Regions from separate parts of the Homo sapiens genome. Here region 2 is linked to region 1. Evidence: chromatin loops called from intact Hi-C (ENCODE). Cell type or tissue: heart left ventricle. All regions are shown on one strand. Region 1 overlaps OSBPL2 (oxysterol binding protein like 2). Region 2 overlaps MTG2 (mitochondrial ribosome associated GTPase 2).

The links. Peaks named below come from ENCODE experiments on the same cell type or tissue, not always from the same donor. Only the 100,000 strongest peaks of a DNase experiment are listed, where the experiment ranks them.
Region 2: it touches region 1 in a loop (2.1-fold over the local background); 6 of 110 quality-filtered maps call a loop at or near these places.

Annotation. Positions count from the first base shown.
Region 1 is chr20:62,270,296-62,275,295 of GRCh38, forward strand. OSBPL2 (oxysterol binding protein like 2) reads left to right here. Exons shown (of 14, transcript NM_144498.4): 5 at 1,830-1,964; 6 at 3,014-3,111. Among named protein-coding and RNA genes, the nearest start is that of ADRM1, 30 kb to the right of the region's middle. In heart left ventricle, no CTCF peak of the experiment used is centred here; a DNase peak (open chromatin) is centred at 1,956.
Region 2 is chr20:62,191,750-62,196,749 of GRCh38, forward strand. MTG2 (mitochondrial ribosome associated GTPase 2) reads left to right here. Exons shown (of 7, transcript NM_015666.4): 2 at 1,667-1,875; 3 at 4,053-4,200. The coding sequence starts at 1,672. Among named protein-coding and RNA genes, the nearest start is that of MTG2, 11 kb to the left of the region's middle. In heart left ventricle, a CTCF peak has its summit at 2,759; no DNase peak of the experiment used is centred here.

The sequences.
Region 1 (5,000 bases):
ACCTCCTCCTCCACTCCCTCCTGGCCTCTCTGGGTCCTCTCCTTGTCCCTCCTGGCCTCTCTGGGTCCTCTCCTTGTCCCTCCCTGACCTCTCTGGGTCCTCTCCTTGTCCCTCTCTGGCCTCTCTGGGTCCTCTCCTTGTCCCTCTCTGGCCTCTCTGGGTCCTCTCCTTGTCCCTCTCTGGGTCCTCTCCTTGTCCCTCTCTGGCCTCTCTGGGTCCTCTCCTTGTCCCTCTCTGGGTCCTCTCCTTGTCCCTCCTGGCCTCTCTGGGTCCTCTCCTTGTCCCTCTCTGGGTCCTCTCCTTGTCCCTCTCTGGCCTCTCTGGGTCCTCTCTGACCTCTCTGGGTCCTCTCCTTGTCCCTCTCTGGGTCCTCTCCTTGTCCCTCTCTGGGTCCTCTCCTTGTCCCTCTCTGGCCTCTCTGGGTCCTCTCCTTGTCCCTCTCTGGCCTCTCTGGGTCCTCTCCTTGTCCCTCTCTGGGTCCTCTCCTTGTCCCTCTCTGGCCTCTCTGGGTCCTCTCCTTGTCCCTCTCTGGCCTCTCTGGGTCCTCTCCTTGTCCCTCTCTGGGTCCTCTCCTTGTCCCTCTCTGGCCTCTCTGGGTCCTCTCCTTGTCCCTCTCTGGCCTCTCTGGGTCCTCTCCTTGTCCCTCTCTGGGTCCTCTCCTTGTCCCTCTCTGGCCTCTCTGGGTCCTCTCCTTGTCCCTCTCTGGCCTCTCTGGGTCCTTTCCTTGTCCCTTTCTGGTCTCTCTGGTCCTCTCCTTCTCTCCTTGTCCCTCTCCCTCTGCCTCTGCTTTGCCCACCCCAGACCCTGCTCCTTCCTGAAGAGCCTGCCCTGAGGTGACAGCTGTGTTTCCCTGGAATGCCTACTGCCCTTGGGATCCCTTTCCTGGAAGCCCGGTGGGAAGAGTGGCCCCTGTGGGCACTCGTCCCCTTGGCACCTTCCCAGCTTCCCCCACTAAGCCATGCGCCCTGCCGTCCAGGGCCTGGGAGCAGACACCTGAGACTCCTTTGCCAACTCGGAAGGCCTTAGGGGAAAGCCACATGGAGCCATGTTATGGGAGGCCTCATTTGCCAGGTTCAGGTGTGTCCGAGGCATCCTGGAGGGACGGGAAGCCAGGGACTATTTTTAACGGCGTGGGTGGCTCTGCCTGGGACCACTACTCTGTTTTTTTGTTTTTGAGACGGAGTCTGGCTCTGTCTCCCAGGCTGGAGGGCAATAGCATAATATCGGCTCACCGCAACCTTCACCTCCTGGGTTCAAGCGATTCTCCTGCCTCAGCCTCCCGAGTAGCTGGGATTACAGGTGTGCGCCACCATGCACAGCTAATTTTTGAATTTTTAGTATAGACAGGGTTTCGCTGTGTTGGCCAGACTGGTCTTGAACTCCTGACCTCAAGGGATCCACCCGCCTCGGCCTCCCAGGGTGCTTGGATTTTAGGTGTGAGCCACCGTGCCCAGCCTGGGACCACTACTCTGGAAGTGGGGTGGAGAAGATGTGGAGTAGGGGAGGGGGCGCAGGTGGGCCCAAGAGCCCTTGTGGCAGTCTCTGTGTCTGGAATGGGGCGGTGGGCTGGGGAGGCAGAGAGGATTCAGGGGTGTCATGCCAGAGACCTCTGCAGGCTCAGCACAGATTGTGTGTCAGGTCTGATGGCAGCTGAGGCTCACAGGGCAGGGCCGATGGGGCAGGGAGTGGCTCACCCATGGGGGGTTTGAAGATCCGGTTCAACCCCAGAGGCTGCGGCTCCATGAAGGGATGCTCAGAGCAGGGGCATCGGGCAGCCCAGCGGTGTCAGGAAGGCAGCAGTAACCAGCGAGTCTTCCCCATCTTTCCAGGAGCTGTCCAAGATCACGATGCCAATCGCCTTCAACGAGCCTCTGAGCTTCTTGCAGCGGATCACGGAGTACATGGAGCACGTGTACCTCATCCACAGGGCCTCCTGCCAGCCCCAGCCCCTGGAGAGGATGCAGGTGGGCCTTAGGGGTGCCAGGCAGGAGTTTGTCATGAAAGTGATGCCCCTTGCATGTCTGGCCACACAGTCTTGGGGCCCCAGGCATCTGTGAGGACTCGCACAGCTCCCCCCAGTGTTCAGTGCCATCCTGCCTGGCGGTCGTGGCATTTGTCCTGTCACCACAGGTGTGTGATGACAGAACTTGCCGGAAATGCCATTGAGCTCTCAGTGGCCCCAAGAGCTCCCTGCTGCCGCCTCCTGCCGGGAGACTCCGCCTCTTGGAGCTGAAGGTGGCGGTGGGCTCTGCCCTTGGGCTTCTCTTGGGTCCTGTTGCACCACCGCACCCCATGTGTGTGCATGTGTGTGACTGTGGGCTGGGCACGCACGGTGGCTCATGCCTGTAATCCCAACACTTCGGGAGGCTGAGGTGGATGAATTGCTCCTGGAGGTTGAGACCAGCTGAGGCAACACAGTGAGACCGCATCTCTACAAAAATTTTTTAAAACTTAGCCAGGTGCAGTGTTGCATGCCTGCAATGCCAGCTACTTGGGAGGCTGATGAGAGAGGATCGCTTGTGCCCAGGAGCTAGAGGCTACAGTGAGCCACGATTACGCCACTGCACTCCAGCCTGGGTGACAGAGTGAGACCCTGTGTCTAAAAAATAACAAAATACAAGTGTGTGACTGTGGGTGCACATAACGTGTGCACGTGTGTGCGCATGCCTCTGTGAATGAGTGCTTGGGGTGTGTGTGTTGAGTGTGTGGCCTTGTGTGTGCATATCAGACGGAGTGGCTGACATTGCTGCAGCATCTGCCAGAAGGGCCTGGCTCCGGGGGTGGAAGGCAGCACCCAGTTCCTTCTTTCTGTGCTGTCGGGGGAGTGGCGGGTGATGAAGGGCATTCCCTGGAAGTCCTATAATCTCAGACACACTGCTCGGGGAAAACTGAAAACGCACACGGAACAAATAGTGACAGAAACCAGGTGCCCACCGCCCTCCACAAGAGGCCATCTTCTCCAGCGCGTTTCCTAACTGAAGCTGTGCCTGTCCCCCCCGTGGATTATTTACAGTCTGTGGCTGCTTTTGCTGTTTCGGCTGTGGCTTCCCAGTGGGAGAGGACCGGCAAACCATTTAATCCACTCTTGGGAGAAACGTATGAATTAATCAGGTAAGGGGGGAAAGGCCCATCATAAATATCTTGTAAATGGAATTCCTTGGATGACAGATAAGTTTGATTCTTTCACTAGCATTGATTCCTCTGCTCTGAGAATAAACTGTTTGAATTAAGAGCTCACGAAAGCGTTTGGATGCTGTAGGCGAGATGTTTCACACACACGGGGTGTTGTGCTAGCGTGCCACGGCGTCTGAGTGAGTGTAAAGCGCTGGCAATGAGATATTTTAGTGTGTTCGACTCAAGCGTGGAGATAGCGCGCACTGTAGACGCTTCCGTGTGTGTGTGCGACGTCTGTGAAATGTGTAGGATTGTTGTGAGCTTCACCGAAAATGGAAATAGGTACTAATGAGCAAAACTAGGCTGTTTCACTAAAGCATTTAGTGAACGCTATTGAAAAAGCAGGTAAATCCAAACACAGGAATGATTGCAAAGAGGAGCTTCACTCCCAAGGCCACGTTTGCCACCACAGCCTCCCCAGAGTTTTAGGAAGGGTCAGACGGCTCTGGCCAAGGGAGAGTTAACCAGACCACGCCTCATCTCCAGACATCCCTGAAACTTCTTCCTATGGAACTTTCTTCTAGGCAGCGTTGCCATCCCTTCCTAGAGTCTCCCCAGCTTCCCTCCTGTCTCTGGTGGCCCTCACCTCACAGACGTGAGACTGACTCCAAGTCCTAGAACTCTGACCCCAGAGGTCCAGCCGGGCCCCAGATCCGTTGTTTGTGGCTGGGCCTCTGGAAGGACTGGTTGGGGTTCTCTTCACCCACCTGGTTGCCCTGGGGACTGCTGTGGTTATTCACAGAATCATCCTGGGATTCTGCCCAGGTGACAGTGCCCACCCACACCAACAAATGAAGTCAAAAGCAGGCCAGACCATGGCATGTATGTGGCAGTGTGGTAATTCCTCAGCCATTGAGCAGCCTGGCTGGGGCTCCGGGGAGCTGTGGATGAGAGGGATGTGGGTGGCTTCCTTCAGGGCCGTTTGGTGATGTCTAAAATGATTTTTATTCCACTGCCCGTGGACCCCGTCATTCTCTTGTAGATGCATGCAGGTGCCCATGGGCAGATGTGTAGGGAGAGTCAGCAGAGCACAGTTCAGCTGCTGTCTCTGTGACAGGGCTAAGCTGTGGTTCTGAAGGAGGGAGGGGCAGGGCACTCTCGCTGCACCCTTCAGTCTTCCGACTGTCGAGGTAGCCCAGCACACAGAGCTCACTCTGGGAAGAAGGAGCTTGCTGGTGGGACACCCTTCACTCTTCTGACTGTCAGTGGAGCCCAGCACACAGAGCTCGCTCCGCCTGCCTGGGGAGAAGGAGCTGGAGGGGCGTGGGTGGTTATCTAGACAAGTCTGCTGTGCAGAATGCAAGCTGTTTGCCACAGGCTGCTGGGCTGCACGCCTCCCTGCCCAGGAACAGAGTGCAGACGGGAGGGAAGGCGGGCTCCTTTATCATCTTGTTTTATTATTTTTCTGTGAAAAAGGGAGTTGAGCCAAAACAATTAGCCTCTTATTTGGATTCTGGGTTAGTTGAGATTCTGTTGGGTTATTTTATTATGAAGTCTGTTTGTTTTTTTAATTACGAGAGAGTGCTCTTTATAGAAAATGTGTAACATTGAGAAAGGTAGAAAAGATGAATCAGGCATAATCCCATACAAGACAATAGCTGGCTGGGCTCACGCCTGGAATACCTGCAACTCAGGAGGCGAGGCAGGAGCATCACTTGAGCCCAGGAGTTCAGTTACAGTGACCGTGCCACTGAACTCTAACCTGGACTACAGAGCCAGACCGTGTCTCTTTAAAAAAAATGAGAGGAACTGTCAGCATTTTGTTAGACTTTCTTTTGTGTGTGTTTCAAAATATGATAATTTAATTTGTATCCCTTTTTAACATG
Region 2 (5,000 bases), 79 kb before region 1:
CCTGTGCGACCTGCTGAAGACTGGGGAGCTCTGGGAGCAGGCAGGTATTTGTGCTCATGGTGAAGGGAGAGGGGCTGTCCTCTCCTGGAGGGCAGGGTCAGGACTTCCTCACTGTGCCCTTGGCACCTGCAAGGTAGCCGGCTGTCATGAGCGGCTTGTTGAATGAGTGACAGCTTAAATGAGGCTTTGAGAGTGACAGTAGCTGGCACTTAGAGTCTGCAGCTGTGCCAACCCTGTCGCTCCGGGGATATTTCCACCCACACTACACATCAGGCACCAAATGTGTGGGTTTTCCACACCAACAATTCGCCAGTCCTCTGCAGACACCAGCCAGGCATCCTGTAATTCAGTTCAGTCTGACCCTGCCGCGGTTATCAGGGACCCCAGCGTTAGGGGCTCAGTCACCCCCCACTTCAGATGCTAATTGCAAGTAGTGGGTCCCTGGGGTACCCACACTTCTGTCCATCTTGGCTACACATTGGGAGTTCCTACGACCCCTTCAGGTTTGATGATTTGCGGTAGTGGCTCACAGAACTCAGGAAGGCACTTGGTTTGCATTGCCAGTTTACTATAAAGGATGCCACAGCGGGCACAGGCAGGCAGCTGGGTGAGGAGGGGCACGGGCGAGGCCCAGAGGGTCCTAAGCATAGGAGCCTTTGTCCCCAGGGAGTTGTGTGGCTGGCCTTACAGCACGGGGATGAGTTCACCAAACTGAAAGCTTTCCAGAGCCCCTAGTTCCAGGATTTCCATGGAGGCCTCATCATGGAGACATGATCAGTTATGAACTCAGCCTCCAGCCCCTCTGCCCTTTTTGGAGGGTGGGGGTGGGGCCGAAAGGTCCAGGCTTCTCATCGTGGCTTGGTCTTTATGATGACCAGCCCCCTCCCAAGGCCATCCAGGAGCCCACCAAGAGGTGCCTCATTAGAACAGAAGACTCTCCTGTCACCTGGGAAGTCCAAGGGATTTAGGAGCTCTGTGTCAGGCACCCCTATCGCCCCTGTCACTCAGGAAATTACCAGCGTTCTGAGAGCTCTGTGTCAGGAGCCAGGAGCAGGGGCCAAGTGTGTTCTTCTCATTCTATCGGTGCCACAGCCAGGGCCGCGGTTGTGCAGCCGTGTGGATCAGCTCAGCCCGTCCTCACCCAGCCGTGTGAGGAGGCCGAGGCCACACAGGTGGATGGCCTTCCCTTAGAGTTACTTTCCAGAGCCTGGGTGCTTAGCCGCTATGCCCCATGTTTAATATTCTTGTGTTCCAATGTAACAACTTTAAAATTACACAGGATAACACTCTTGATAACATTTTAATAAATGGGTGTTTTTCTTTTCAAGAAATTTTGACTTGCACTTCAGATTTCCTTTTTAATATTTTCGTTGAGCGGAACCTTGCTATTCCATAAGAGGATGTGTCCAGTGTTGTGGAAGATTTCATGTTTTAAATCCTTTGTACAGAAATCCTGCTCCCAAGTCACAGATAGGCTGACGGGTCAGAGGGCAAGACGTGACCCAGGGCCGAGAGGGTGAGTGACCAGGAAAATCGGATTCATCAGTTCACTTGTTTGTTTCAGAAACGTGCACAAAGACCTGCTGCATGAGGCCCTCGTCTTCAGTTTCTGTTTCATGCCCAGCATTAAACCAAGTATCTCATTTTGCCAATTTGACTTCTGTAGGGGCCATGGCACCTGCAAGGTGTTTCTCAGCAAGATTGAGGACCGTGTTTCAGGGCGTGGGGCATTGGGCTTTGTCCACATGGGCTGGCCTGAAGCCCAGCCGGCTACTGCCACAGCGGGCTTCTCCCAGGCTGCTCTCGGTCGGCCGTGCGGACCTCGCCAAGCATCAGGAACTCCCGGGGAAGAAGCTGCTCTCTGAGAAAAAGCTGGTGAGACTCCTGGAGTTAGAGCAGCTTGCCTGTCTCCTCCTCAGAAGGCACAGGGTGTGGTTTCGGGTCCTCCTCTGGGTCTCATCTCTGTTGATGTTAGTTGATGATCTTAGTGATGGGGCACGTGGAGCTTCTTGAAAATGACAGGGTGAAACGCAGGCCTGCGTGCTAAATCCCACGCTCAGCAAATCCCAGCAGGCTGGGAGAGGCGCTGCGTGCTTGGAAAGCCGTGATACAGGCTGCTCATTTTCCCATGAGCCTGTGTATTTTACATGTATGTTACATATATCCTTTCATATGTGTGGCTATTTCTTAATTTAAAACAAATGCGGAGGCTGGGCACGGTGGCTCATGCCTGTTATCCCAACACTTTGGGAGGCTAAGGCAGGCGGATCACTTGAGGTCAGGAGTTCGAGACCAGCCTGGCCAACATGGTGAAACCCTGTCTCTACTAAAAAAAAAAAAAAAACCTTTTTAAATTAATAAATAAATAAAAATAAAACAAGTAGGGGGGAATATACCTTCCGTTTTATGGTTCTTTAAGCCTTATAAGTTTTTCTTGTTCTATTTACCAAAACCTCCTATTTAAAGCATGAATTGTCTCTAATAAATTCAAGAAAATGCACGTTTATGACTCCCTTCGTTTCCTGCTGAATGGAGGGGCTCCAGATAAGCATTACTGGGACAAACAGCACTTCCAGTGGAAAAGCCGCTTTGGTGGGATGTGTGCTCAAATAGCTGAAGCGTTAGCACAGGCTTGTCTCCTCCCCAGGAGAGAAAGTGAGTCGAGGTTTTGTCCTCCACGAAGTGCTCACCAGTGGGGCTTTCCTCCCTGTCTGGTGGATTTTGCTTGCGTTGGCGCATGACAGCATTACACATTGAAATTTGGAAATAACAGTTCGTGGTTTTCCCACATGGTGGTGCCAAAGAATCTTAGAATGTTTGTGTTTTAAATTTTTAAATTTTTTTTTGTGTTTAAATTTTTGTGTTTAAAAATTTTAAATGTTTTAAAATTTTCTTTTAAAAGAAAAAAAAACTGCATTTGAGGAGTATTGGATCGGAGTGCAGAGGCAGCAGCCCTGGGTGGCTGTCAGGGGCAGGGCACGTCTGTCTGTGCACGTGGGCAGAAGCCAGGTGTCCTCCCCAGCGTGTGGTGAGGTTGCAGCACCCTGGGCTGCGGGAGCTGACCCTCCTGTGGTAGGAGCTGTTGTGTGTTGAACAGTAACCTGGTTGGTTCTCTCTCTTCATCCAGATTGCACCTACCTTAGTGACCTACAGAACAGCTTTCCTAGCCGGGCACAGTGGCTCACGCCTGTAGTCCCAGCACTTTGGGAGGCCGAGGCGGGTGGATCACGAGGTCAGGAGATCGAGACCATCCTGGCCAACACGGTGAAACCCCGTCTCTACTAAAAATACAAAAAACTAGCCGGGCGCAGTGGCGGGTGCCTGTAGTCCCAGCTACTTAGGAGGCTGAGGCAGGAGAATGGCATGAACCTGGGAGGCAGAGCTTGCAGTGAGCCGAGATCCCACCGTTGCACTCCAGCCTGGGCGACAGAGCGAGACTCTGCCTCAAAAAAAACCACAAAAAACAAAACAGCTTTCCCTCCAGCGAGGGGCTCTGTTTGCCTCACCACATTTTTTAAATGAGCCCTGTTTTCATCAGGCCCCAGAAAATACTCTTTCTTCAGAGTCGAAAGCCTGGTAATTGTCCAGGAACGATTCTAACTTCCTATTTCTCTATCGCATCCTGGGAAACTAGAACTTTCTAAGAGTAAAGATCTATGATTTCAGGAATGGTTTTTTTGAATGGAAAGACACATTATATAAGGAATATTTCCTAAACAAGATGTGGGTTTTTTAGCTTAGAAATGCTGATTTTTGTTGTTGGTTTTTAAATCAGTCTCACCCAGAGTAAGAAATGCTGAATTTTTGAAGTGTAGGTCCACACAGAATACTTACATCTGCATTGTGGATTTACCTCAGTCTACAAATGCAACTGACTTGTGGAGACTGTTTTTTATCTTCGGAATTTAGAAGTGATTAGCAATATTAGTGTCATTAACCTCTAATTTTAATAGGCTGTTATAGATAGAAGATGTACATCTCAAATGGATGCATGGTGTCTTGAAAGGACCTTGGAGTGTTGAGATGACGTGGGATATTTGTGTTCTCTGTAGAAAAGGTACTTTGTGGACTATCGGAGAGTGCTTGTCTGTGGAGGAAACGGAGGCGCTGGGGCAAGCTGCTTCCACAGTGAGCCCCGCAAGGAGTTTGGAGGCCCTGATGGAGGGGACGGAGGCAACGGTGGACACGTCATTCTGAGAGGCAGGTGCCCTGGGGCAGTGCAGCGGGGTTGAGGAGGGGCCCCGAGACTGCATGTGCATTTGAACTAAAAACCTGATGTATGGGCAGGCACAGTGGCTTATGCCTGTGATCCCAGCACTTGGAGAGGCTGAGGCAGGAGGATCACTTGAGCCCATAAGTTCAAGACCAGCCTGGACAATATAGCAAGACCATGTCTTTTTTGTTTGTTTGTTTTTTTGTTTTTTTTTTTTTGCCTCAAGGTTTGTGGATCTACAAAAAATTTTTGAAAAAATTAGCCAGACATGGTAGCGTGCACCTGTGGTCCCAGCTACTCAGGAGGATTGCTGGATCCCAGAAGTTCAAGGCTGCAGTGAATCGTGATCACACCACTGCATATTCCAGCATGGGTGACAGAGCAATACCCTATCTCTAAAAAAAAAAAAAGTAAAATTTTTAAAACCCAGCTAGGCGCAGTGGCTCATGCCTGTAATCCCAGAACTTTGGGAGACCGAGGCGGGTGGATCGCTTGAGGTCCGGAGTTCGAGACCAGCCTGGCCAACGTGGTGAAATCCTGTCTCTTAAAAAATAATAATAATAACCAGATGTGGTGGCACACACTGATAGTCCCAGCTACTTGGGGCTGAAGCAGGAGGATGGCTTGAGCCCAGGAGGTCGAGGTTGCAGTGAGCTCCGATTGTGCTGCTGCACTCCAGCCTGGCCAACAGAGGAAGACCCTATCTCAAAAAAACAAAACAAAACAAACAAACAAAAAAAACCCTGATGTATGGATATCATTTTTATAAATTATATGGATATTCAGC